Linked DNA regions of Mus musculus: region 2 is linked to region 1. A link is a loop called in an ENCODE intact Hi-C map of the cell type or tissue named here. Cell type or tissue: heart. All regions are shown on one strand.

What was found. A loop is a pair of places that touch in the nucleus more often than their neighbours do. Peaks named below come from ENCODE experiments on the same cell type or tissue, not always from the same donor. Only the 100,000 strongest peaks of a DNase experiment are listed, where the experiment ranks them.
Region 2: a loop joins it to region 1, with 5 times the contacts of the local background. A loop is called at or near these places in 18 of 42 quality-filtered maps.

What each region holds. Positions count from the first base shown.
Region 1 is chr1:13,655,453-13,663,452 of GRCm38, forward strand. It overlaps Lactb2 (lactamase, beta 2), which reads right to left and starts at 5,057. Exons shown (of 7, transcript NM_145381.2): 1 at 4,877-5,057. The coding sequence starts at 4,998. In heart, a CTCF peak has its summit at 4,509 (motif pointing left); a DNase peak (open chromatin) is centred at 5,099; H3K4me3 peaks cover 1,654 bases; H3K27ac peaks cover 1,927 bases.
Region 2 is chr1:13,585,800-13,593,799 of GRCm38, forward strand. It overlaps Tram1 (translocating chain-associating membrane protein 1), which reads right to left and starts at 4,111. Exons shown (of 11, transcript NM_028173.5): 1 at 3,801-4,111. The coding sequence starts at 3,923. In heart, a CTCF peak has its summit at 4,225 (motif pointing left); DNase peaks (open chromatin) are centred at 3,662 and 4,212; H3K4me3 peaks cover 2,537 bases; H3K27ac peaks cover 2,248 bases.

The DNA of each region.
Region 1 (8,000 bases):
GGAGGAGGAGAGTGACATTGTGATGAATCTTTACTGAGGAGACAGCTGGATAGACTTCAGAAGTATACTGTAAACTCCTCCGCAAGTGGGCACACTGGCTGGAGGGAGCGTATGGCCCTACCAAGTGAATCCTTAGGGCCTGCAATGGCTTAAAGGACTTTTAGAAGGCATAAGTAATAGGACCTGCAGGAAAGGGAAAAGGTCAATCACTTGGAGCCTTCTAGGTGGAGCACTGGGTATGCCATTAGACAGGAGACACGACAGGCAGTTCAGAGGTGAGCTTGCCTTGTGAATTTGACATTCCGCATTATTTACACAACATACAGGAATACATCAATTTCCTTTCAGCACTATACAAACATGAGCCCCGGAGGGCAGGAAGCTTGCTTGTTTGGCTTAGAGGAGTTCATTGATGTATTTCTACATTTGGAAAGCCTGGCCCACTGTACATTTAGTCACACTAAAGTTAAAACACACAGAACTAGATCGTGAAACACCCCCTAGGCCATGATTCTAATTATTTGTTTATTTATTTTTGCTGTCTCTGTGTTTGTGTGTTTTAAAATGTTATTCCAAATTCTTACTGCTCTTTAACTAGCTTGGACTACTTTTGGTCTCTGAAGGCCTTAAGGTCTTTAAAAGGAATCTTTCCATGCCTTGTATCATGGTCCCTTATCAACACATTTAAACCACTGCCTTGCCCTCCTCCTAAGAAGCAGCTTTGAAACATCTGACACTGAATTTAAAATGTTATAGTCCAGACTATATCATAGTGACCAAAAGTTATAACAAAACCAACAGAGCGAATAAACAGGTTTACACTTTAGCTGACACAGAACACAGATCTTTTGGAATGCCTGTGTTGTCTCTTTGCAGATCAAAGTCTGAGTAAAAAGCCTCTTGGGGGTTGAGAAAGTGGCTCCCAGGCCTTTGCAGTTTTTTGTTTGTTTGTTTTCGGTAGCCTAACCAGTTCTAGCAAAGGAAGGACTCTTGGATAGAGGCTAACAGGACTTCTCCAAGGCCTGGCACAAACACAGCCTGCTCAGAATGGAGCAGTAACCAGAGGCTATAAATTGAAGGAAAAAAAAGAAAGAGTTTGAACAACTATTAAGGAGGAAAATATAACACAGCATTTTAGAACTAAACTCATATTTATTATAACTTACTCTTCATATCAACTCCAGGGAGTTTATTGCAATATTTTGTAGAGAAACATGGCTTGAGACAGGCTAAGTGATTTATCCCAGGTCTTTCAGGCTTATACAAGGTCCAACGATGGGGGACAGCACTACTTTAGCTAGCACTGAAATCATTCCTCATGGCATAATGCCTCAGCTCTAGATTAGAAAACTAGTTCTGGTCATTCGCTGTGTAATGTCCAAGCACAGTTACTGTGAGGTTCAGTCATCTCTGAGTGTGTGGATCACTCCACTACCTACAGTCATAGACGGCAGCCCTACATCAGGAGGTCTCTTTGCAAATGCAAGCTGTATTCATAAAGAGCTCAAGAGAACACTGTAGATGGATCTGCAGAGGCCTAGGAGTGATTCATTAAGCAGAACTCAGTGCCCGGAACAATTCAGACACATGATCTGTTATATGAATAGAGAAATACTCAACTGAGTTAGTAGAATCAATTGTTTTATAGGAATTTTATATTAATGAAATATTATATCAATATTCAGATATCTATTAACTGCCCTTTGTCCATTTTGCTGTCACTCACCCAAAACCATCGGCACTGTTGACCACCTTACACTATGAGCCTAGTGTTAATGTAGTACAAGGAAGCAGAAGCTATAACCAACACTGTAATGCGCTTTCCTCAGGATTAAATTTTGTTTTTAATACTTTTATTGAGATTTCATTGTGTCTGCATAATATCCCTATGAAAAAGATCTTATATAATTCATTGTATAGATAAAAGACCATGTTAGTGAGATAATTATCTCACCCCAAGTCTCACAAGCGAGGAAACAGTCAAGATTCTAAAGCAGGCAAAGGTGGTTGACCAGAGTGTCCAACCCTAGTTGATGCATCTACAATACAACCCCAACATGTAGGGTTGGAGAATACTGAGGAAGGTGGCTGGGGAGACTTGTAAAAGCAAGAGAATCAGGATGTCTGCTCCAAGACAGTGTTTTCCACATACAACACTCATGAAATTTCAACCATATGATCGCTGGCTAAACAAGACCTGAAAAATGACAATAGCAGCTGACATGCTAACATGGATGGAAGAAGTCTCACAAGGCTGCAGCCCTAGAGAAAGAGCTACAGGCAGTCAATGGTGCTGGGAAGAATCAGTGAATCCTCCAGGGAGCCCCCACCCACACACACACCATAGTAAGTGGTCAGTCCTAAACAGATGCATAGGAGCAATAAAGAAAGCACTCAGCAGGTGGTGTTTATATAATTATATATGTAACCATGACACTTACATAAAAGAGTCCACGAATCGGAGAGAAGTTGGAGGAAGGACAGGGAGGAACAAATCCTATAAATACAGTACTCAAAATACGAAGTTCTCAAAGTAATATCCACACTGAAAATAGCTTAAATTATACGGCCCTTTCTTCTGCTATAGTACACAAAATCTGTCCTCAAAGTCATTTAGACAGGGAAGGTTAGAATTTCAGCCATCAGTGGCTCTTGAACAGAGGAAGACTGTTATATACCCTGGAAAAGACTATTGAGTAAGGGCATTTTAATGTCAGGGTAGGTCTACCAGGGTTTTAGTGAACTGTGATGTCTACAAATTGACCAGAACAAAGGACAAAGGACAGCTAAAGCTGTCAGTACTCCAAGAAGCAAACAAAAGCAAAAATTAAGAGAAAAAAAATGTAAGCAAATATTCAGTAAGGATTCACTATGCCACTTCTGCTGTCCAAGGCTTGGGGCTGGGAATATGAAAATAAACCTTGGCTCATCTTCCATTACAGTGGGATAACCAAGTAGAGAGAGACAGTGGATTTCATACATTACAGACCTTAAACTTAAAACCAAAAACCAAAAACTACAGTTGAGATAAACACCACAAAACCTACAGTGCATTACAATATTGTCTAAGAGGTCAGGGCTAACTTCCACAAGGAACTGACATTTTACGTGAGCTCTAAAGAGTGAGTGAAGTGGAAAAAATCGGAAGAGAACTTAAAGTCTGGAGGGCGAAATATGCCTCATCTGGGACACTAGGAAGGCTGCATGGCTGGGCCAGAGGGTGAACAAGATGGCTGCCTTTGGGAGAATGGGCTGAGGGATAAAAGCAGAGGCAGGTAACCCAGTTAGGAGGTTAGTGCAGACATCTATGCAAGAACTGAATGGGTTAATAGAAGTCAAAACCACATTGCCAAGATGGCTTGGATGTGTGCCAGGAGGAGAAAAATGTTAAGGAGTGTTTAAGCGTTTTGTTTGCTCAAATACAGTGATGGTTCTGTTTATAAGATCAACTCAGGAAGGCCTGTGCTTCACTTTAGTAGGGTTCAGTCTGAAGAGCACAGGTAATGGGGGAGAGTTAAGAAAACACACACACACACACATACACACTCACTTGCACACACACATACGCATGCATGACACACAACTGTAACTGAATAGCATGAAGTTAGGATTGCATTTAGAGAAGTACAAAACTCTGATAAAGATGGAGAATGAGAGACCAGCAGCTAGAGAGGATGTTGTGTCAGCAAGGAGGGATTGGCCAATGAGCCCCAAAGTTAGCAGAAACAGAAGTGTAAAAATGAGTTCAATGATATAGTGCCACCTATCATCTTAGACCTTTTTGTGATGCGGAGCAGTGGACACAAGTCTTGAACATCTGCTTTGGACCCAGTTAATATTTGTTTCTAATCACCCTTTAGTTTGAGTAGCATCATCTGCACGTTAATTATTTTACCATTACTTACTACCTAAAGAGCCTATAAAAATAAAACTATTACTTAAGTACAATATATGATTCCAGTGAACATTTGTGCTTAGCAACTGTTCATCTTAGTAACTTCTTCATCCAGTTTGCATAGAAACCAGCCATCTATTTTAACCCTCGAAGAAAAGCAGGCTGTGTTGAATGTCCTGGAACCATACAGCAAACTCCAGCAGGGCATTCTCCAGGGTTATTCAGACTATTTGCAATTTCCGGCTTAGGTGCTGACTTCAGAATGGGTTTAAAGTGGCACATCGAAGAGATTGTCCTGGGCTCAGACCATACTCTAGAGGTTAGGCACTCTGCTGCTAAAAGCATGCCGGAAGCCTAAAGGTCCCGTACTTTCCCCTGGCCTGATTCACTCTGGGCTAAACCTTTTATGTCTACTTTTAGAGTCCGATGCTTGTAAATATCCTTTACTCTAGAAGAGTTAATATAATAGAGACTTTAAACGCAAACAAGATATGCTTGTCATACACGATTAGTAGAAAAAGCAAGAGTTAGTTTCTCCTACCCACAGGCTGGGTTGCTCTGTCGGGTTTAGACTCCGGTTGAACTAGAAGCAAATTCTGCCCTCTACTGTAAGAGACTGGATTTAGTATAGTCAATTGCTTACAGTAAACTTTTAAGGGCCTAGTTATATGACCCAACCAAGCCTGAAAGTGGCTATGTAGCCTAGGATGGCCTCGTACTGGGGGCGACCTCCTGCCTCTGCGTTCCAAACACTGGATTTCAAGTGTGCACTAACACACAGGCTACGGTAAACTCACTCGGTCACCACCTGCGGGCAGCGAGACAGCAAGTAAACTGTGAGTCAGACTTGGGAAGCCTGTGCTTTTCTTACACCCTCTGTCCTCCGCAGAGCTCGGGGACGCGCTGGGGGCTAGCCTGGCCTCTCGCTGCCTCCCTGCCACGTGACTGCGTGAGCTGCGGGGGCTCGGGGGTGGCGTTTACCTGCTGCCGGTCCCCACCAGGTACGTGTTGGTGCCTTGCAGGGTCATGGGACCCGGGTTGCAGCCCAACACGCGCACCACCCGACTGGACAGCTGCTCGATGCGCTGCAGAGCGGCAGCCATCTCTCTATCTACCTCGGTGACCGCCGGCACCCGAATTCCAAGTCACTCAGCGTGCTGCGACCTCAGGCTCGGAGGGCAGGGCGGCGGTCTCGTGACGTCAGGCCCGGCGCGGATCACGTGGGACTTCGCTCAGTGGCCCGGAGCGGATTGGCGGCCACTATCTTACGACTTGCTGGCACGCCCGTCAGCCAAGTGACGGGGGTGGGGTGGAGGGATGAGTTCGCGGTGACTGTGGCATGAGGTGGCCTGACCCGCCCGCACTGGCCTCAGCCGGCTCCGTCGCTGAGCTTCTTGTGTCTCTGAGCCTTGTTTCCAAGTAGCTTTACATATCCATAAAGAAGAATGCAGTTACTTCATTGAAGTTAACCTCCAGAAGTGGGGGAGGGAAGGTCACAAGCTAGGCAGGTATGGGGAGTATTTACTGAGTCACCAACTTAGGAAGGAATGGCAGGCTGGTGATTTGAAGAATAGCTTACCTTTTACAATAAATGATGGCAACCAATGCTTACTTGTACCTGTGTGCGTCTAGCCAAGGGCCACCTCCGAACATTACTTTTTAATCCTCAACAACAGGAAAAAAAAAAAAAAGTAAAGAAAAGAAAGAAAGAAAATAAAAGCGACTGTGCATATCTGCAGAGGCCAGAAGACAATTTGACAATTTCAGGTGACTCAGGAACTGTGCATACCCTTCACCAGTGTTGACTTGCCACCCAGGCCAGACTGGCCAGCGGTTGACAGCCCCAGAGATTCCCATGTCTCCATCTCCCCAGTACAGGCATTATAAAAATGAGACACCATGCCCCACATTTTTACATAGGTTCTGGGGGATCAGCCTCTGCTTGTCGTGCTTATAAGGCAATCACTTTAATAACTGATCTATCGCCCCAAACCCCATTAGTTATCTACTCTTAAAATCCCACGTAGTTCTTAACTCTTTTTTTTTTTTTTTCGAGACAGGGTTTCTCTGTGTAGCCCTGGCTGTCCTGGAACTCACTTTGTAGACCAGGCTGGCCTTGAACTCAGAAATATGCCTGCCTCTGCCTCCCAAGTGCTGGGATTAAAGGCGTGCGCCACCACCACCCGGCAGTTCTTAACTCTTAACAGGCACAATTTCCCCCCATTTTATAAATGTAAATTGGAGTTTGGGAGAGCCAAGCTCTGCTTCCACTTGTTTTACATGAGCACATGGTGCTATCTGCGCAGAGTGGAGGGGCTTGTTTATCTCCTCTCTATCCTACCCTTGCCAAGGGAAATAGGTTGGTTTAGTGTCCAAGGTGAAAGTGATATAATTGCTCTGTCTTTTCCAATTTTCTCTGCCTTTCCCAATCAGCAAGTATTAAGCATTGCTTCCCACTTTAAAATTTTTAGTTATAAGTTACTTATAAGAAAATGCACAGATCCTAAGATATCCATCAAATTATGATGAATATATACCACAAAAGAGATGTAGAGTGTATTCACTACCTTAGCCTACTCCTTTTAGGAATATGGCTCCTCCAGCAAATGCTGAGGCACACAACCAAGACTGAATTCACTATGTAGAAGAAAAACCTGGGTGGACAGTCTGGGACAACCCAGTAAGGCTGTCTTTCTCTGTGAAGTATGCGACTGCATGCTTACTTGAGTGGAGTCTAGTGCATGGATATATGTTGGTCTGCGTCCGCTGGGCATGGCCTCTTGGAGAGTTTGACTGTGTCTACAGCTGGTGGGATGGGTGCAGTGCTGTAGGGAAGCACCAAGACACAGCTTCAGGGGTGGGAAACCACAGTCTGAGATGTGGGAAAGCTGGAACTGGTTCTGGGGTCCCTGGGCCTGCGATGAGGCCAGGGCTGTGGGTTTCTCAGACTTTTGGACATACATCCAGGCACAGCTGAGAATCAATCACAGAAGAGCCAAGAACAGATTTGGAGGCCCACAGAGTTGGGACCAGTGTCTAATCCAGGGGTGGGGGTGGGGGAGGAGAAAGGGGAGCTCTGGCTTGTCCCATGGGTGATTGTCCTCAGATTGGCAGAGGCAGGCTTCATAGTGGTTGTCATTGGACGTGCAGAGAGGCTTTTTGCAGGAGAATTAAGTTGTGTCTCTGTAGTTGAATGCCTTTTTCATGACTTACTATGGTAGATCTTGATAAAAGAAACAGTTCATGCATGGTTCTAAATAGTTTATTGTCATGGAAGAAAATGAATGCATAAAACCATATCCTACTACTCAGAGTGGAACTGAGATTCAGTGCCTTTTACAGGGAGGAGTGTTTGGGAAGGAAAGCTTATTGGTGAAGCCTTCTGGGCCTCTAGGTACCTCATTAGCATGGAGAACTCTGCTTTGGGCCTATATGACCATAGGACAAGTTTCTTTTAAGTGAGAAGCATGGTGGGTGTTCCAGGCCAGGGGTCTGGCAAGGGCAGGAAGTTGCTTAAGTCTCAGGTGTGTCCACTGAGTCTCTGGGTCTCAACCTGCATAGGTCTCAAACTTCCTGGCATGGTTTTATGTCCCACAGATATTAGGGTCCTAAAAAGTTGAAAGATTTAGAACAAAATTTGAGGTCTCTAAGAGCAATATGTAGAGAATAAGCAAATCAACACGCTGGCACAGATATGGAACCACTGCTTTGTAGAGTAAAAACTAGGCTTCCAGTCACTTGGTGGGACTATTAGTGGAGGATTAGGAGGTGTGGCCTTGCTGGGGGAGGCGTGTCACTGGGCTTGAGCCTTGAGGTTCCAGAAGACTTGTGCGTTTTGAGTTAGTTTCTTTCTGCTTGTGTGCTGAGTTGTGAGCTCCCGTTCTGCCTCTTCCTTGTGTGTTGAGATGTGAGTTCTCAGCTGCTGCCGCAGCCACTTGCCACTATGCTTTTGGTCCACCATTAATGGGCTCTAACGCTCTGGAATTGTGTTGGGAGCTATTAAGACAATGCTATTGTCCTGATCTATGAATTGGGCCTCTCCCCCCAAGAAAAAAAGGGGGTCAAAAGTGGGCCACCGATGCACCGTTCCGAGAACCACAGAATG
Region 2 (8,000 bases), 70 kb before region 1:
TCTGGCTTCTAGCTGGCTTAGCATGTGACATTAGGCAGGAAGAGAGGAGAAAAAAATAGGACCTATACTCACAGAAGAATGTATAGAGGAAATCAACCTTCTTGCCCTTCCCACTTCCCCAAACGTCACCTTTCATCCAGCAATGCTGCATTCGGCAAGTTAGCAGTAGGGCTCATTGGTTCATACTCTAAACATACCACCCTGACGCTCACTGCACCAAAAAGCAAAAATAGCCCTTTGGGACATTTATCTACTATCTACTTTTAAGAAAGAAAAAAGTGAAATTAATTTAGATATATCTTACATAGGTTACTACATTTAATGAGAGATCCAAGTCTTCATATGAAAAGTCATAAAATTTCAGTGGGTTTTTTTTTTTTTTTGAGTGGCTATCATTTGGAGGCTTGGTGTCTGATGTTATAAAGATGAGACATATTCTGTACTGTTAGAGGTAGGCATGATTACTGTATACACTGGATTCATGAAGGGTAAATGAATTTCTATCAAATTCCACTTTTCCATTAGTTTCTATAAATTTTTTTTCAAGACATACAGAAATGCCATTAAGAGAAGCTCTGTTTAAAAAGAAAACTTGCGGGATTAGTGGTTAAGAGTACTTGCTGCCTTTCCAGAGGATCCAGGTTTGATTCCTAGCACTCACATGGCAGTTCCCAACTGTCTAACTGTCCAGAGGCCCTGAGACCCTCTTCTGACCTCCAGGGCACCAGGCACACAAGCTGTGCACAGACATGCATGCAGGTAAAACATCCATACATGTAGAAAATTTAAAATAAAAACTAAAAACAAACAGCAATAAAACATGTGGGTCAGTGGAGAAAGGTCCCTGCTGTCATACCTGCTGATCTGAGTTCAACCCTAGAACACATATGTTGAGAGAAGAGACCTGACTCCCGTAAGTGCTCTGATCTCTACACATGTGCTATGGTGCAAAGGTCTGTGTGTGCAAGTGTGCACACGTAAATCTAGATATAAAGTTAGATCCCTGTGTATTCCTGCAGACCCCTGGCCAACCTCCCACAGGCCCTCCTTTCAGAACTAGTCTGTGAACCTCTTTTTACTCTTCCATATTATCCCTCCTAGCAAGCTTCCAGAGTACTCTTACATCTTTTTTTATTGTTCAATTTTTCCTACTTTAAATACAAAACCACTATTAGTATTTTTGCATTCTGAAGACAACACTGACTGTGAAAAGAAAACATTATTTACAAGATTTGTATCATAAAGTTTTTAAAGTCAAATATTTCCCTCAAACAGATTACTTCTTCCTCAACCTTGAGAGAGGGAGAGAGAGACAGACAGACAGACAGACACACACACACACAGTCACTAAAACTTTTGTCATCTGTTTTCCAACCTGGATGAACTACTAAGGACTAGCCATAAACTGAGAGAGGCAATATGCAGATCAGTTAACTTAAAGTCTTTGGATAACCCATTTAGACAGAAGGAAACTCAAGTTCGCATATTCCCTAACTTGAATCAGCTACAGAGTGCAGGCTTCTAGAGTATTCCCAAGCGCTTGACTGTTTGGCTGGTAACACACCTAATTTATTTATTTACCACAAAGCCTCTAATATTTCCTCAGTATTCGTCCACAAAAGGCTTAGTAGTTCCACAAAATACCATCCTCGCTCTTATTTCAGCACACAGGCACGCTGTACTTCTAAGTTAGACTGAGATTAAGTAGCAATTATTTTCAAAGTCACACACCAAAGCCCACGCTGTCAGTTTCTCCTGCCCCTGAACGACGAGCGTGCGTCGTTACCATATGGTCAAGGAGAATAAGTGACCTGCACGAGCTGCTCTGCTCGGCTCACCATTTTAACAGCACACCTTTCTGGAGTGATTTAAAAGCTTCTAGTTAGCATTAAAGCATCCACTTACTGTCAGAAACCTTTAATCCGGCACACAGAAGGCAGAGGCAGGTGGTTCTTGTGAGTTTGAGGCCAACCTGGTCTACATTAATAAATTTCAGGATAGCCAGGACAACACAAAAAGTCTCTACCTCCAAAAAAAAAAAAAAAAAAAGTCACTAATGTAATAGTGACCATCCTAGAAAAATAGGGCAGAAGTTTATATAAAAACTGAGGTTGTGGCATTTCTAAGTGTCCAGACTTCTGCTGTCAATTTTCCTTCCCTTACAGCCTGTGAGTATGCTCAGCAGATCAGCACACCTCTGAAGGCAGGGGCTGTCAGGATGAGAAGCGGAGGTGAGCAGTGGTCTTCAGAGCTAGAATTCACTATGTAGTTGCCACTGGATTTGAATTCACAACTCTCCTGCATATGGTGACAAATGCCTACTGGCCACGTCCATGAGGTACCTTTAATACTATAGCAAGAAAACAGTTTTCACAAATTCAGAGATTACAAACATACATTGTGTATGTTGCTTATAACTGAACCCAGAGCCATACTTCTGAGCCACGCAGAAGCAATAGAGCACCAAGCACTAAAGACTCGAGGTACAGGTCAGCCATAAAACTCCTAGATTCACGCTACAACCAATAATCAAAGCAAGCATTTACTACAGGGCCACAATCAAACCCTAGATATGTAAATACCACCCACTCATATAATACTGTCAAACTTCTCTAAGCCGAATTACCTGATTCCTCAAACGGCAGCTGTGAGGCCTGTACAAGCGATGTAAGGGAGGATGAACAGCGTATCTGAGTTGGGTTATCTAGTAAGCGTTCTGACTAGTTCTATTTGCCCTTCACCCTGCAACCCTCCTTAGTTAAGTGGCTACAACCATCTGTGACACTATCAAGAACAAGAAGTACTTACATGTAGATTCAGAAAAGACTTTTGGAAGAGAAAAAACATCATATAACATAGAAAATTATCTAATGACACCAAATTGGCTCCATGGAAAACAAAAAACAAAATCGTAATCACTTTTCATCACTGGCTGTCTCATTTCATTAGTTCCTTGCTTTCAACTCAAACCTTTAAAGCTCGATTCTTCACAGCGGAAAAAGACTAGTAAAAATGGATGACAAAATATTTATCCTCACTAGGTTACATGCCAGGGAGAGAGGAGACAAAATGGTAATCATCAATATATCAATATATTTAATGAGACTCAGTGGCTTACAGATAAAAAAAAAAAAAATGGAAGGGGGAGGGGAGTGGGCGGAAGTACTGAGGAAGGTGGAAAAAAAAAAAAAACCCGTAGGATGTTACAGGTTCACCTTGCAAACTTTATTACCCACATTCAACAGCTGTTAAATAAGTCATCAAAATACTCAGATCTGTGGGAAGAGAATTTACACACTCCTGACAGTCTCATCGCCTCTGCTTCAAGAAAGGAAATCGCTCAACTCCTCAACACAGCTGTTGCGAGCCTCGCATCGGGATCAGACCCGATGCTCCGGGAACCCAGAGTCCAGAGCCCAGGCGGAAAGTTGGACGAGCGGCCGTCGGCGGGCAGGGGGCCACCGGGTTCGAACACCCGGTCCTCGCCCTCCGCGCAGGCAGCGGCCGAGGCCGTGGGTCGGGGTCGAGCAGGGGTCCCTGTTAGTCATCCGGCCCCGCTGCCCCGGCCCCGGGTCCGCCCATCGCGCAGGGCCAGCACGGCCGCGCCCGCCACCCCCGCCGGCCCCTCGCCGGCTGCCACGTAACCCTTCGCGGGAAGCAGGAACTGCGCGGCGCGGGAGGGGGCGGCGGGCCGGACCGGGCCAGGGCTGCAGGGCCGCGGGGGGCTGCGCAGCTCCGGCCGGGTACGCTAGGGTCGGCGGGCCTGGCCAGGGGTCCGGGGTCCGGGAAGGAGGGCTCACCTCGAACATAAGCCCCAGCAGGAAAAGCATCGCCAGGCAGGAGACGATGTCCGCGTGATTCTGCAGCAAGAATTCGTGGCTCAGCAGCGGCGGGTTCTTGTTGCTCTTCTTGCGAATCGCCATGGTGGAGCCGCCGCCTGTGCCTGCAGGTGCTTCCTCCGCCCCGCTCCGAGCTCTCGGCTGCTCACCGCCGCGCCGCCGCCTCCCGCTGGCTGCTCCGCACAGCCCCGCCGCAGCCGCTCGCTGGGGCTTCACTTCCCATCCCACAGCCAGTACGCAGCCGCCGGGGCGGCCCGAGAAAAAAAAAAAAAAAAAAAAAAAAAAAAAAAAAAAAAAAAAGGCCAGCCTGCAGCGGTGGCGAGCATGCGCACCAGGAAGAAACCGCGCGCTCGCGCCGTGGCCGCACCTGGTGGCCCACAGCGCCCCCTGTGGGCTGGAGGTCGCGGAACGCGAGTGGCGCGCGGAGGTTTCGCGCTGGGAGTTGGGAGTCGTTTGGGGCGCGAGCTTCCTGGGAATGGTTCATACCTTCGCGTGCTGCTGCAGCATGCACGGCTGCTGGGTGCCTTCGCGCCCTCCCGACCCACCCTGGCCTTGGTGCTACCACGTTCCACACTTGTTGGCCACTTGTGTAAGCGATAGCCACCGTCTAGAAAATTTGGAAAAACGAAGTAGCCTGCTTGTTCAAGGGCTTTTCGCGAGTTTGAGCCTTCCAACGTTGCTGTGGATGAGCTAGTGGTTGACTCCTGTAGTCCCATTGTTTGGGACGCTGAGGCAGGAGAAGTGCTCTGAGTTTAATACCATCCAGGGCTACATAGAAGCATCTTGTTTCTAAGTCAAAAATCAAAAACCAAAACCAAACCAAACCAAAAATCCCCTAAGTGTTAAACGCTTGCTTACCTCAGAGTTAAGCTCTTTTCTGTCCTGTCCAACTCCCCGGTCCCCACTGGAAGTTTAGATTTACTTGTTACATGGTATTAACACTACTTAGGAATCCCAAGAAATCGTGAAAAGGGATCCCTTGCCAAATCCTCCACTCTCCTACTTCTGTTTAACCCGGGGTATTTATTTTTTTCTGAAAAAGTGCACTACTTGCCCAGTCCAGAAGCTAAAATCCTAGGTTGCATCTTTTTATTAGCCTTTTGACATCTAATATAGCACCAAATCCAGGCAATTCAGTCTCTTTCCCTATTCCCACCGCTATAGTATAGCCAGGAGGGGGCCTGGCCTGGAATATTACATTTCCAGTGTAATCATGGTAGTTTAAAAAGGTGGTTACTGCCGGCAGTGGTCACACGGGCCTTTAATCCCAGTACTTGGGAGGCATAGGCAGGCGGATTTCTGAGTTCGAGGCCCGCCTGGTTTATAGAGTGAGTTCCAGGATAACCAGGACTACACAAAGAAACCCTGTTTTGAAAAATCAAAAAAAAAAAAGTGGTTATTGCGTCAATTTATTATTATGCTCAACTTATTGCCTGTGTTTCTACAGACAAGTTACTTCTATGAGGCTCAATTCCCTTACTTATGTATCCATTGGCTCAACAAGTAAGGATAGAGAGTTGACCTAGTAGAAACTTCACTGGGGATTCAGAACATAAGGGAAATGTCAAATTAACTGATCATTATGGGCTTACATTCTCATGCTGGAGAGAGAATCTTTTTAAAATATTTTAAAAGTGCAATGTGTTAAGTGGAGCTGAAGCACCAGGAGGAGAAGCTTAGGACAGCTGACGAGGAAGCAAAGCCAGTAGGTTTCATTTGTTGGGAGGGTGATGGCGTCCACCTCAATTATCCAAGGGGCTTCTTCAAGGCTCAAGAGAGCGGGGCACTAGACTTAGCTATTATTTTCCTTTCTGGTTAACATTGTGTTTTACTTAGTTCCAGGTCAGTTCCCACTTGCTCCCCATCTAGAATGTTCTTTGTGAAAGCACTGTTCTTTCCTGTTTTCTCCTTTTCTTTCATGGAAAACTATCCTTTCATGATCTGGTCCTGCTTGCCCAAAACAGGCTTGGTCTTGTCCTTCAGTCTCCCCCACTCCTGACTCTGATTTGCATTGCGGAAGACTAAGAAGCTATGGCATGCTTTCCCAAACTCCTTTCTGCCTTTGTGTCATTTTTTGTCTTTGTCTGGAACATTTTCTTGTCTTCTCTACCTAGCAGAGTTTGTGGTTCCTTCAAGTCTTCACAGATACCAAGGCTGACCAAACCAACCTGATCTTATGATCACACTATATTCTAACAGAGCTTGGATATAAAAATTATAGAGTTCACTAATTTAAGGTGTATGTTCCTATTGGCTATCATGTATTTACAGAGTTGCACAATTGTTAACACAACCTTAGTATGTGTATATTTAATCCCCAAAAGAAACCTTGTACAGATTACCTGTACAGTGTTACTGTTCTGATGTTAAATGTTCCCCAAAACTGTGTATTAAAGCTTCATCCAGGGCTGATGGGCTATTGTGAGGTAATAGAAGCTCTGGGCAGTGAGGTCATGCGGGAAGTACGTCCTTGGGGGCTTCCTACTTTTGTTGCTTTTTTTTTTTTTTTTTTTTTTTTTTTTGTATTTTAGATTGGGTCTTACTCTTTTAACTCAAATTGGTCTCAAACTCTATAGGGTCCTGCGACTTCAAACTCACTGCAGTTTTCTTGGCTCATCCTCCCGAATGTTGAGATGATAGCTCTGAACCACTAAGCCTGGCTGGGCTGGGAGTATGGCGGCTGCCTTTCCTACATCCTTGACTTCCTTTGCCTCCAGGACTCTCTCTCTCTCTCTGTCTCTCTCTTTCTCTCTGTCTCTCTCTCTGTCTCTCTCTCTCTGTCTCTGTTTCTCTCTGTCTCTGTTTCTCTGTCTCTGTTTCTCTCTCTCTCTCTCTCTCTCTCTCTCTCTCTCTCTCTCTCTCTCTCTCTCTCTCTCCTTCCCTCCCTCCATCTCTCTCTCCTGGATAGGCAGCTGCTTTATTCCCTCCCATCCCTGGTGGTGGTCACCATGAGGTGGCCATGATGAGTGGGGCCAAGCAACCACAGACTAGAACCCCTGCAAATGTCATCAAGAATGAAAGGAAATATATTCCTTTATGTTGTCTCTACCAGATATTTATTTGCCACAATGACAGAAAGCTGATGAACCTACCCATTTTTTTTATGAAGTGGCAATGCTGTATTCTGGCTGAAAATCTGTCTTCTGGAGGACTAGACCAGTGTTCTTTGCATTGCTTCTCCTGTGAGCTGGTGCTATATTGTCAAGTTTTCTTTTTAGATCAGCTCTTTCTTATGGGGCTCTGGGTGTACTTTTGCTCACAGACATTTATCTGCCTGCTTCTGTCTCCTGACTGCTGGGATTAGAGGAATGTGCCACCGCATTCGACCTTTAAGATTTAATTGAAATTTATTGAAACAGCCAGTTTCATTGAAAAAGACTTTCCATAGACTAGAATGAAACTCTGACAAATTTTACCAAAGAGCCAAATATCAAAAATTACTTGAAATATATGCTTCAGATATACTAATCTTGAGCATGTGTAAGGGGGACTTTGTAATGCATCAATCAAGTCTTGCGTACGAGTCTGTGAGCAAGATTTTTCTTCTTAGAGTTCATACCTGGAATAGAAGAACATAAGCAAGTGTGTGACTTCTCTTGTTATGTCATGCAATGCATGGTCAAAGCAGTGTAAGGAAAGGGGCTTATTGTGGTTCCTGGCTTAGAGGATGTAGTCTGTCATGGTGAGGAAGTCGTGTGAGCAGTCAGGAAGCAGAGAGATGCCTTGCCAGTTGGTTGTGGTTTGCATGAGAAATGCCCCTCCACCCCCACCCCCCTAGTGTCAGGCATTTGGTCCTTGGTTGCTGGCATTGTTTGGATTGGTTTAGGAGATATGCGTTGCTGGAAGAAGTGTGTCAGGGAACAGGCTTTGAGATTGTACAGTCATCTCTCTCTCTCTCTCTCTCTCTCTCTCTCTCTCTCTCTCTCTCTGTTTTGCATTTATGGCTGAGATGTGGTTTCTCTACTTCCTGTTCTTGCCACCATGCCTGCTGCTTGTTGTCTTGTCTCCCTGCAGTGATGGACTCTTAGCCCTCTGGAACCATAGTCAAAATAGACTCATCTTTTTGTAAGTTGCCTTGGTCATGGTGCTTTATCAGAGCAACAGGAAGTAAGTAAAACAGCGCTCTCTCTCTCTCTCCCTCTCTCTCTCTCTGCCTCTCTC